Linked DNA regions of Homo sapiens: region 2 is linked to region 1. Evidence: chromatin contacts called from ENCODE Hi-C or POLR2A ChIA-PET data. All regions are on one chromosome and are shown on one strand. Each heading gives the region's core, a stretch centred on a gene start or an enhancer-like site at or near the end of the contact. The rest is flanking DNA. Distances are from core to core; before and after follow the strand shown.

Region 1 (4,271 bases), core at 1,090-3,589:
TGAGGCAGCGGGGATTTGGGAGGCAGGAGGTCAGGGCCATGGTTGGCAGAGGCCACTGATGGTCAGGAGAAGCAAGACAGGGATGCAGGCATCCCGCAGGTGCCGGTTTGTCGGCTCCTCCTGCTGTGTGCAGCCTCCTTCCTGCCGGGCCCTGCTGACCAGCCCTGACCTCAGGCCGCCCTGAGGTGCACAGAGGTCGGCAGCCGGGGCAGCCAGCTGCAGGGATCCAGCAATCTTATCTAGGAGCCTGCAGGGTCCCATGAGACAAGTGAGATACCTGAAGAAGTTCCTGCCAAATCTGGCAAACTGCCTTAAAGGGGCAGGCAGGTAGGCTTTTCCTTTCCATATTGCTTCTTGCGCAAACAGACGAGGTGGAGGAGGTGTCTGGCTCTCCATCGGCCTTCTAGGGCCCTGAGGCAGTCCTGAGGGTGAGGGCCACGCCCACCAGAGCGGAGGGGCCTGAGGGCACTGTGGGCTGTCACCTGGGCCTGGCTGCTTCTGTGGGAGACAGAAATAAAATTCCCAACCATGCCAGCGTTATTTCCACGTTTGAAGCCAAATGCAATTTTTGAGAGGGAATTTAGTGCCCAAAAGGGGAGGGAGTGTTGAAAATGACAGGTTCAACTCCTACAGCATGGCATTGGCTCGTGAGGCTGCTGAATGGGGCGTGGGGAGGAGGTAAGGTTCCACCTGCTGCAGGCTGGAAGGCTGATGTGGTGGGAAACGTGGGGTCACACTGTCACCTGGGCCTCCTGGGCCAGCAGACCACCCACAGGCCGGGAGGGCAGCCTGAGGAGAAAGGCAGGAAAAACCTTCAGAATGTGGTGCCACTGTCAGCAAAGTTCCCCAAGAAGGAGATGGCCTTGGGGCACAGCCAGCGGGCGGGGTGGCAGGAGCTGCAGCTGGGCTAGGGAGCGCTCTCTGCCCGTGGGGTGCTATGAAAGCCGGTGTGATTTTGAGCTCTGCAGGGCTGTCCCCAGGCTGCCGACATTGCAGGAGGGGTCCAGTCCTAGGCACACACCATTGTCACTTCACCAGGCTCCACGGGGCCCCAGATCTGGGGACTGTCCAGTCACCGGACTCTGCGGACACAGAGTCAAATCTGACCCCATCCTGCCTTCAAGCCAGCGTAGATCAGGTCTGGGTACACTGGGCCTGTGGGGGAGGGGCTGTGGGTTGGCCCTCAAGGAGGGGAAGATGGGGGCGGCAGGCAGGGGTGGCGTTGTGGAGGTCCATGAGGAGGGCAGGGCAGCCTGGGAGCCTGGCATTGGTTGTAGATCCTGGCAGCACGGGTGAGTAAGGGAAGGGCCCTGAGGAGGGGAGGGCAGGGCTCAGGTCTTGCTCAGCCCTAGACTGGCTCTGACCCCACACCCAGGGTTGCAACGTGGTGGGGTGAGGTCAGGACCCCACAGCAGCAGGGCCACCCAGGAGGACACAGGGTCCCAGGCTGTGGCCCATGTACCCCATGCCCCAGGCCTGCACAGGGTCTCCAAGTCAGGAGGAAGGAGGCCAGGAGTGGAGCCAGGCACTGGGCTGTGCTGGCTCGGCCCTGCCACGCAGGGTTGTTAGGGGCTGGCTCTGTCCTACTGCTCGGGGTCCAGGTTCTGGGGCTCTGTCCTCTGCGAGCACCTCTCAGCCTCGCACCCCTGGGGAGCGGCTTTGAAACAAGCACAGCTCCCAGGTGCGCCTGGGAACCCTGTTCTCACCTGCGAAAGGGGAGCGGGGAGGGGAAGCACAGGGGCAGCGGGTTCCTCCTGCTCCTCCTCCTGCAGGCACCGCCCCTCCACCCCACAGAGGGCTTCTGCCAGCTTCTAGAACCTTCCCCACAGTGCTGCACTGACCACGTGTTCCTTAGTTCCCCGCAGGGTTAGACTCCTGACTTATTCCCTTGTTTAATCCTCAGCTCAGGGCGGGTGGGGTCTGGAGTCCGGCCTCCCCCAACAGCCCACCTGCTCCCCGCCCGGCCGCCTGGCGCAGAGGCCCTAGTTTGGAGAGCCCATTCACGCTCGGAATTTGGATTCAACCACGGGGCTGACCCCCCACCTCCCTCATTTTCCAAAACGCCTTTGTCTTTTCCTGTTCAAAGAACTTTCAAGAGACTTTCCAAGTTTTGTTCGGGAACAGTGTGGCTCCCCAGGGTGCCAGCTGGCATCTTGTGCAATTATCATTAAATTACAGGGACAATTTTAATTTCATGATAATTAGAAATATCAACTGCCGCTCAGCCTTCGAAACTAATGGAATTTTAATGGGCAGCTGCTTAGGTTACAGCTAAGAATAGCAGCGCTCCACCGAGCGGCTGCAGCAGGGCCCTGAGTGGGCGCCAGCCTCCATGTGGGAGCCGTGCCCAGGGAGCCGGGGCACCTGGTGTGGGCTGCGGGAGGCAGGCCCTGGGTGAACCTTCAGCAGCTGCCTGTAAGGGAGAAAATGGGACCGTCCTGGTCAGGTGGAGGAGACCTGTGTCCTGGACTTTGGACCCCGAGGCCAGCCCATTACCCCTGCAATGCAGCCCCAGGTCCACCTGCCCCACAGCCACAGCCTCAGGGCTTGGAGCTGAGCCTGCGACCTCAGACTGTGCCCTCTGGGGAGCCCACCCACTCTGGGCCTCGGCAGCCTGGGCTGACCAAGACCTTCCACTCTGAGCAAATCTGCAAGCCGGGGGAGCCCCAGGCCCTCAGACGGAAGGCGCCCTCACTCCTTCCTCTTGTCCTTAGAATTACAGTCCAAGGCCCGGAAACAGTCATTCCCCATGTTCTGTCCAGTTTTCCAGTCATTTGAAGCAGGGATGGAGGAGAGGTGAATCCAGAGCTTGTCACTCCATCCTGGTGGAAAGTGGAATTAATGGTGTCTTTCAATTGGGCAGATTTTGCTTTTGATAATATCAAATTTTAGCTAATTTTTTTTATGGCTAAAACATTTTGTGTCCTAAGAAATCTTCACCAAGGCCAGGGAGATATTTTCCCATATTGTATTCTAGAAGCTGTGGTTACATCTGGGTCTCTGTCCATCTCAATTGCTTTGTAGGAAATGAAATGGATATCAGAGCCATTTTTTCCACGTGATTCCCCTGTTATTCCAGAACTGTTTGTTAGAAAGCCTGCCCTTTCCCTATCGCGAGTGTCTGGTGCCTTTGTCAAAAAGCAATTCACAGAACAGGAGGGGGTCTATTATTATTATTATTTTTTTTTTTTTTGAGATGGAGTTTCATTCTTGTCACCCAGGCTGGAGTGCAGTGGCACGATCTCAGCTCGCTGCAACCTCCGTCTCCCAGATTCAAGCAATTCTCCTGCCTCAGCCTCCCAAGTACCTGTGATTACAGGCATCCACCATCATGCCTGGCTAATTTTTTTTTTTTTGCATTTTTAGTAGAGGCGGGGTTTGGCTGCGTTGGCCAGGCTGGTCTTGAACTCCTGACCTCAGGTGAACCTCCCGCCTCGCCTCCCAAAGTGCTGGGATTACAGGCGTGAGGCACCACGCCCGGCCGAGCGGGTCTATTTTGAGACACCATTCGGTCCTGTTGGTCTGTGCGTCTGCATTATCTTGGTTACTGTGCCTTTATAGAAAATCTTCAGGTCACCTAGTGTAAGTCTTCCAAACTTCTTCTTTTCCAAAACTGTTTTTGCTAATCCATATATTTTGCCATTCTGTATAAATTTTAAATCACCTTATTGATTTCTATCCCCAAAAAAGCCTGCTGAAATTTGTATTGAGATGGAATTGAATTCATAGTCCCACTTGATAAGAACTGACATGTTGAAAATATTGTCTTACAATTTATGAACATGGTGTATCTCACCATTTGGAGCTGTCTAATACATCCTTTATTAAATTTATTTATCAGTATATTGATTTTCTAACTTTTTGCTAGTATCTAGAAATACAGTTGATTTTTGTATCTGTAGCCTGCAACCCTGCTCAACTCACTTATTCATCCTAACAGCTTTTTCTTTTGTAATTCTTTAGGACTTTCCATGTTTACAATAACATCTTCTTGATGACAAGCTTCTTATCTGTGTGTGAATAAGGACAAGTTTCTTATCTCTATGTCTTTTATTTCTCTTTCTTGCCTTATTTTCTGGCTATGAGCTCCAGTACAATGTTGAAAAGAAGTTCGGAGAGCAGCACCATTGCCTTAGTCCTGATCTTAGAAAGAAAGTATTCAGTTGTTCGCCAATGAGTATGACATTAGCTGTAGGTCTTCTTTCTTTCTTTCCTTCCTTCCTTCCTTCCTTCCTTCCTTCCTTCCTTCCTTCCTTCCGTGAGATGGAGTC
Region 2 (4,271 bases), core at 1,019-3,518, 51 kb after region 1:
CCACTGCACTCTAGCCTGGGTGACAGAGCGAGACTCTGGCTCTAAAATAAAATAAAATTTAAAAAATGGAGGAAGAACAGATTTCTCGTTTTATCTCCTCAAAATGATCACTGATAACATTTTGATGTATGTAAGCATAGAATTTTTTTTTTTAAAACACTTGTAATCATATGGATTTTCAACATCCTCTTTATTTTTGGGGACAGGGTCTGGCTCTGTTGTCCAGGCTCAAGTGCAGTGGCTCTATCATAGCTCACTGCAGCCCCTGCTCCTGGGCTCAAGTGATCCTCCCACCTCAGCCTCCTGAGTAGCTGGGACTACTGAGTAGCTGGGACTACAGGCACTTGCTACCATGCCTGGCTAATTTTTATATTTTTTGTAAAGATGGGATTTTGCCATCTTGCCCAGGCTGGTCTTGAATTCCTGAGCTCAAGCGATCCTTCTGCCTCAGCCTCCCAGAGTGCTGGGATTACAGGCATGAGCCACACGCGCCTGGCCTCAGCCTCCTTAGAGGAGTCGTTCTGCAGCTGCACGTGCTGCTGCTGTCTTTCCTTGTCTCTTGATCTGAGCCCTGGTCTGGATTCTCAGGGAGGTGCCCTCCTGCCCGCCCTGGGCCTCACCTCACTTCTCCGTGGAGCCTGTAGGTGGTGGGGCAGGGCCACTCCCAGGGAGCTGGCCTCAGTGTGGGCTGCCTGTATTGGGCAGGGATGGGAGGTGAAGGGCCCTGGAAAGTGGTGAAAATGTTCTTTGGAATCAGGAGATTCCTCATCTCTTTGAGTACATATTTAAAACTGTGTTTTCTCCACTGCTGTGGTGTAGTGAAGGTTGACACTGGTGTTTATGTGGTTCTTTGTGGATTACAGGGCACCTTCACCTGCTTTCTCCTTGAAATTCAAAGTGACCTGGACAGTGGGGAGTATGATGCCATTTTAGATAATTGGCAGTGGTGCTTATGGTCCTCAGCGGACCTGAGAGACAGATAATGCTGTCGTCCCCATCCCACCAGTGAATGGACTCCTCCTTGGGGCGGGTGACATGGGGGAATAGGTGGGGTTGTGATGCCAGCCTTGGGCTTCTTTGCAGTGAAGATGAGGGTCCTGGCTGTTCCCACCCACACTGGAGCAGAGCAGAAGGGGAGCTAGCATGTCCTCAGGGTTGGAAATAACGGTGTGGCGGTCACTGCTTTGCAGAGTGCATCCTTACCTTGATAGGAATCCTGAGGCCATCAGGCCAGGCGATTGAGGTTTGGCTGTCAGGTGACTTGCTCACAGTCACAGGGCATGTGAGTGCTGGGACCAAGACAGCCCTGGCGCTCCGTGTGGGATTTGGAGTGGCCTTCATAATGTGGCGTGATACACTATCTAAAAATAAACAGGTAGTAACGTGTTGTGTTTTATGGGTTCCTGCTGTAATCTCTTGAGGTTTAAGTGTTGCTGTTTACTTTGCCAAGTGGGCCTCCCTGTGTAGTTAGGTGAGTCTGATCCCATAGCCTCCCCAGTTAGAGCAGCAGAAGCTTCCAGGGGTCATGAGGCGGCCACAAGATGGGTCCGGACGTCGCCGTGGACAGGTCTGCAGAGTTTCGAAGGTGGCCGTGACCGTCCGCAGCGATCAGGGCCCCACCTGGACGCTGGCCTGTGCTGAGAGAAGGGGCCAGCAGGGATGCAGGAAGTGCCTGGAAGTTAGAAGAAGCAGCAGAGTTGGCACAGGGAGGGAGAGAGCAGAGGAGGCCCCTGGAGGGTGCCATGGTGTCAGGCAGCGAGCTTCACGTGACTCCGGATTCTTAGTGACGGGGACTTCAGGGCTTTACTTTGCACAAACTCAGGTGGAATCAGTCAGGATCCAGCCAGGAGACAGGAAACGCAGCAGTAATTTGAACAGGAAAAATTCAGTATACAGAATCGTTAACAAAGGAAAAGAAGGTTAGCTGCTGAAAGAGAAAAGAAAGGCTAAGGTCATCAGTGTGGAAAGGGGCTGAGTCTAGAAAAGTGGGCGTGGGAGGCTTAGATACCCAGAGTAGGGGCCTTATCTGACAGGACTGTGAGTCCATCGCAGCTGTGAGAGAGTGAAGCAGCTCCAGGTGAGGATTGGTGGCTGTCCCCAGTCCCCAGGAAAAACGATGTGGGACCCTCACATGCCAGTCCACCCCACTCCATCTGGGAGGCAGTGCCTGTGCCCATTGCTGAACATTGAGCCCCTGGGCAGGAGCCATGTGGTCTTCAAGGCCCAGTGCCAGGATCAGAAGCTGGGCACGGCAGGGTGGGTTTGGCGCTGAGAAGAAATGCCTTGGTGTCTGGCACAGTGCCCCGTTAGGCTACCCAGCGTCTGTATGCACCCTTCTTCAGCACCCCCAAGGGCATCTCACTCCCAGCTTCTGCTTTTGAGTCCGCCTTGGCTTGCCTGCACCCCAGGGCAGGGTTTTCTGTGGCTGTGGAGCAGCTCCGGCCTGGACAGCCACGTCAGCTCCTCCCCCCAGTGGACTGCAGGCATGTGGTGTCCAGCGCGCTCTGAGGCCCAGGCCTGGGCAGGGGCCCCTGCTGACGGTGTCCTTGGCTTAGGCACTCGCCCTTAGCCCTAGAACAATCTTCAGCATTCCCTCTACACAGTTATTACTAGTTCTATGAATGTTAAACGTTCCCTTTGAAATTACTGGCACCAGCCTTTCTTAATCTGTATGCAAAATAAGCTGACTATTAGAAGAAATATAATACTGCATCTAGTCACAAGTTGGTCTCTAAGGCCAATAGTTCTGTGTCCTAACTGCCACCAGATTCTCCATTGTTGTCCTTTGCCAACGCTTTTGTCACTGCCGCCTCCATCCTGCTGTCTGCAGGCTCAGCCCGGGTTTCCGCCCTCAGTGGCCACTTGCTCCTGTGAAAGCCTGGGGACCAGCGAGCCAGACCCCTTGTTGCTCGGCATTTCTACGTCTCCTTGGTGAGATGGAAAGCTCTAACCCCCTGCACACCGAGCCACGTGGTGACCTTGTGCCAGCTCATCCTTGTCAGCTTCTCCCTCCTCTGGGGAGGAGCAAGGAAGGGGAGCTGAGTTACTTGTAGACTCGCTGAGGGTCTGAAATTCTTGAAGTGGGTGAGATGATGTTTGGAAGTGGACTGCTTTCCCTTTTGTGTAGTTTGCTCTTTGTCTCTGCCTAATGTCTGTAGCCAGCACAAGCTGGTTCTCATGGAGATAAGCATTCAGGCCTGTGACTAACAAAAGGGGCTGATGTGAAAGAGAACCCAGGATCTCGAAATGCTTCTGTCATCAAAAATGATTGCCTTGTGTTTCATTTAAGGCAAGCGTGTTTAATTCTGTGTCTCTGCAAACTGACTCAAAGTTATATTAATTAATTAAATTAATTAATTAAAATACCTGGTTAAGTAGCAGCACCCAAATTCTTAAAATTTCCATACAATGGATTTTGGAAATTTTAAAAATGAAAATATGTTATTTGTGATATGTAAAGGATTGATTGGTGTAATTTTGAAATGAATGAATACATATTTTTAAATTCCTCAGTTTAATTTCTGGTATGAGAAACATCAGTAGCTGAAACCCACAAAAATAAAGACTCGCTGAGGTGCTCAGTCGTTTGTAGGTACTCCCAGGAGTCCTGAGACCACAGCACTTGAGGACTGCTGCCCGCAGAAGGTTGGATTTGCAGGAGTGAGTTCCTTCTCAACTGTTGCTTACTGAGATAAGACCATTAACAGAGAATGGAGAAATACCTTATGGGTGTACTGGAGTACCCGAGAGCTACATCTGAGTGAGATAGTGGTACCTGCATCACCTGAAGTACATCTGAAAATCGCGCTCATAAAAAAGGCAAAATACAGAAGCCTCAAGCCCGTGAGCAGCGCAGTCTGCTGTCCAGGGTGGCGCGTGCCCCTCGGTGGGAGGACAAGCCAGGGGCGAGCGGGAGGACGAGCAAGCACCAGGCTGGGGGGCCTCTCCCGGGAGGGGTGCCGTGGCGCCTCGCTCGTGTTGGTGCAGTTTTATTTCTTGCGGTGCAGTGTGTTGGTGGGTGCTCATCATCTCATTCTCCACCATTTGTTCATGACGACATACCCAAAGGTACAATCACAGACACAATGCGAACAGCACTGTAAGAGTCAGAGCCTTAGATGCTGCTGCTGCCTCTGCCCCGCTCCGCGCGGGGAGCTGCAGTTCAGAGTTCGCTTCCTTTCATGGACTTACTCTGTTTGCACAGGCTCTTGGATATTCTCTTCCTTTTCCTTCCCTTTATTGAAAATACATGTGACATACTGCTGTGAGTT

What was found. A loop is a pair of places that touch in the nucleus more often than their neighbours do. ChIA-PET counts read pairs that join two places held with the same protein, here RNA polymerase II (POLR2A). Pooled maps may share reads with other maps.
Region 2: a loop to region 1 is called in a pooled map, with 2.2 times the contacts of the local background. The contact joins two enhancer-like sites. A Hi-C loop is called at or near these places in 1 of 168 maps with a recorded cell type or tissue (OCI-LY7) and 2 of 50 pooled maps. POLR2A ChIA-PET finds 5 or more read pairs at or near these places in 1 of 52 experiments (H1).

Annotation. Positions count from the first base shown.
Region 1 is chr4:3,267,897-3,272,167 of GRCh38, forward strand. No RefSeq gene overlaps it. Among named protein-coding and RNA genes, the nearest start is that of MSANTD1, 21 kb to the left of the region's middle. RefSeq lists an enhancer at 2,316-2,853. Within about 2 kb of position 2,340, at least 3 of the 41 ENCODE cell types and tissues checked have a DNase peak (open chromatin) inside an H3K27ac peak, as active enhancers do.
Region 2 is chr4:3,319,248-3,323,518 of GRCh38, forward strand. All of the region lies in intron 2 of RGS12 (regulator of G protein signaling 12), which reads left to right. Among named protein-coding and RNA genes, the nearest start is that of RGS12, 28 kb to the left of the region's middle. Within about 2 kb of position 2,269, at least 7 of the 41 ENCODE cell types and tissues checked have a DNase peak (open chromatin) inside an H3K27ac peak, as active enhancers do.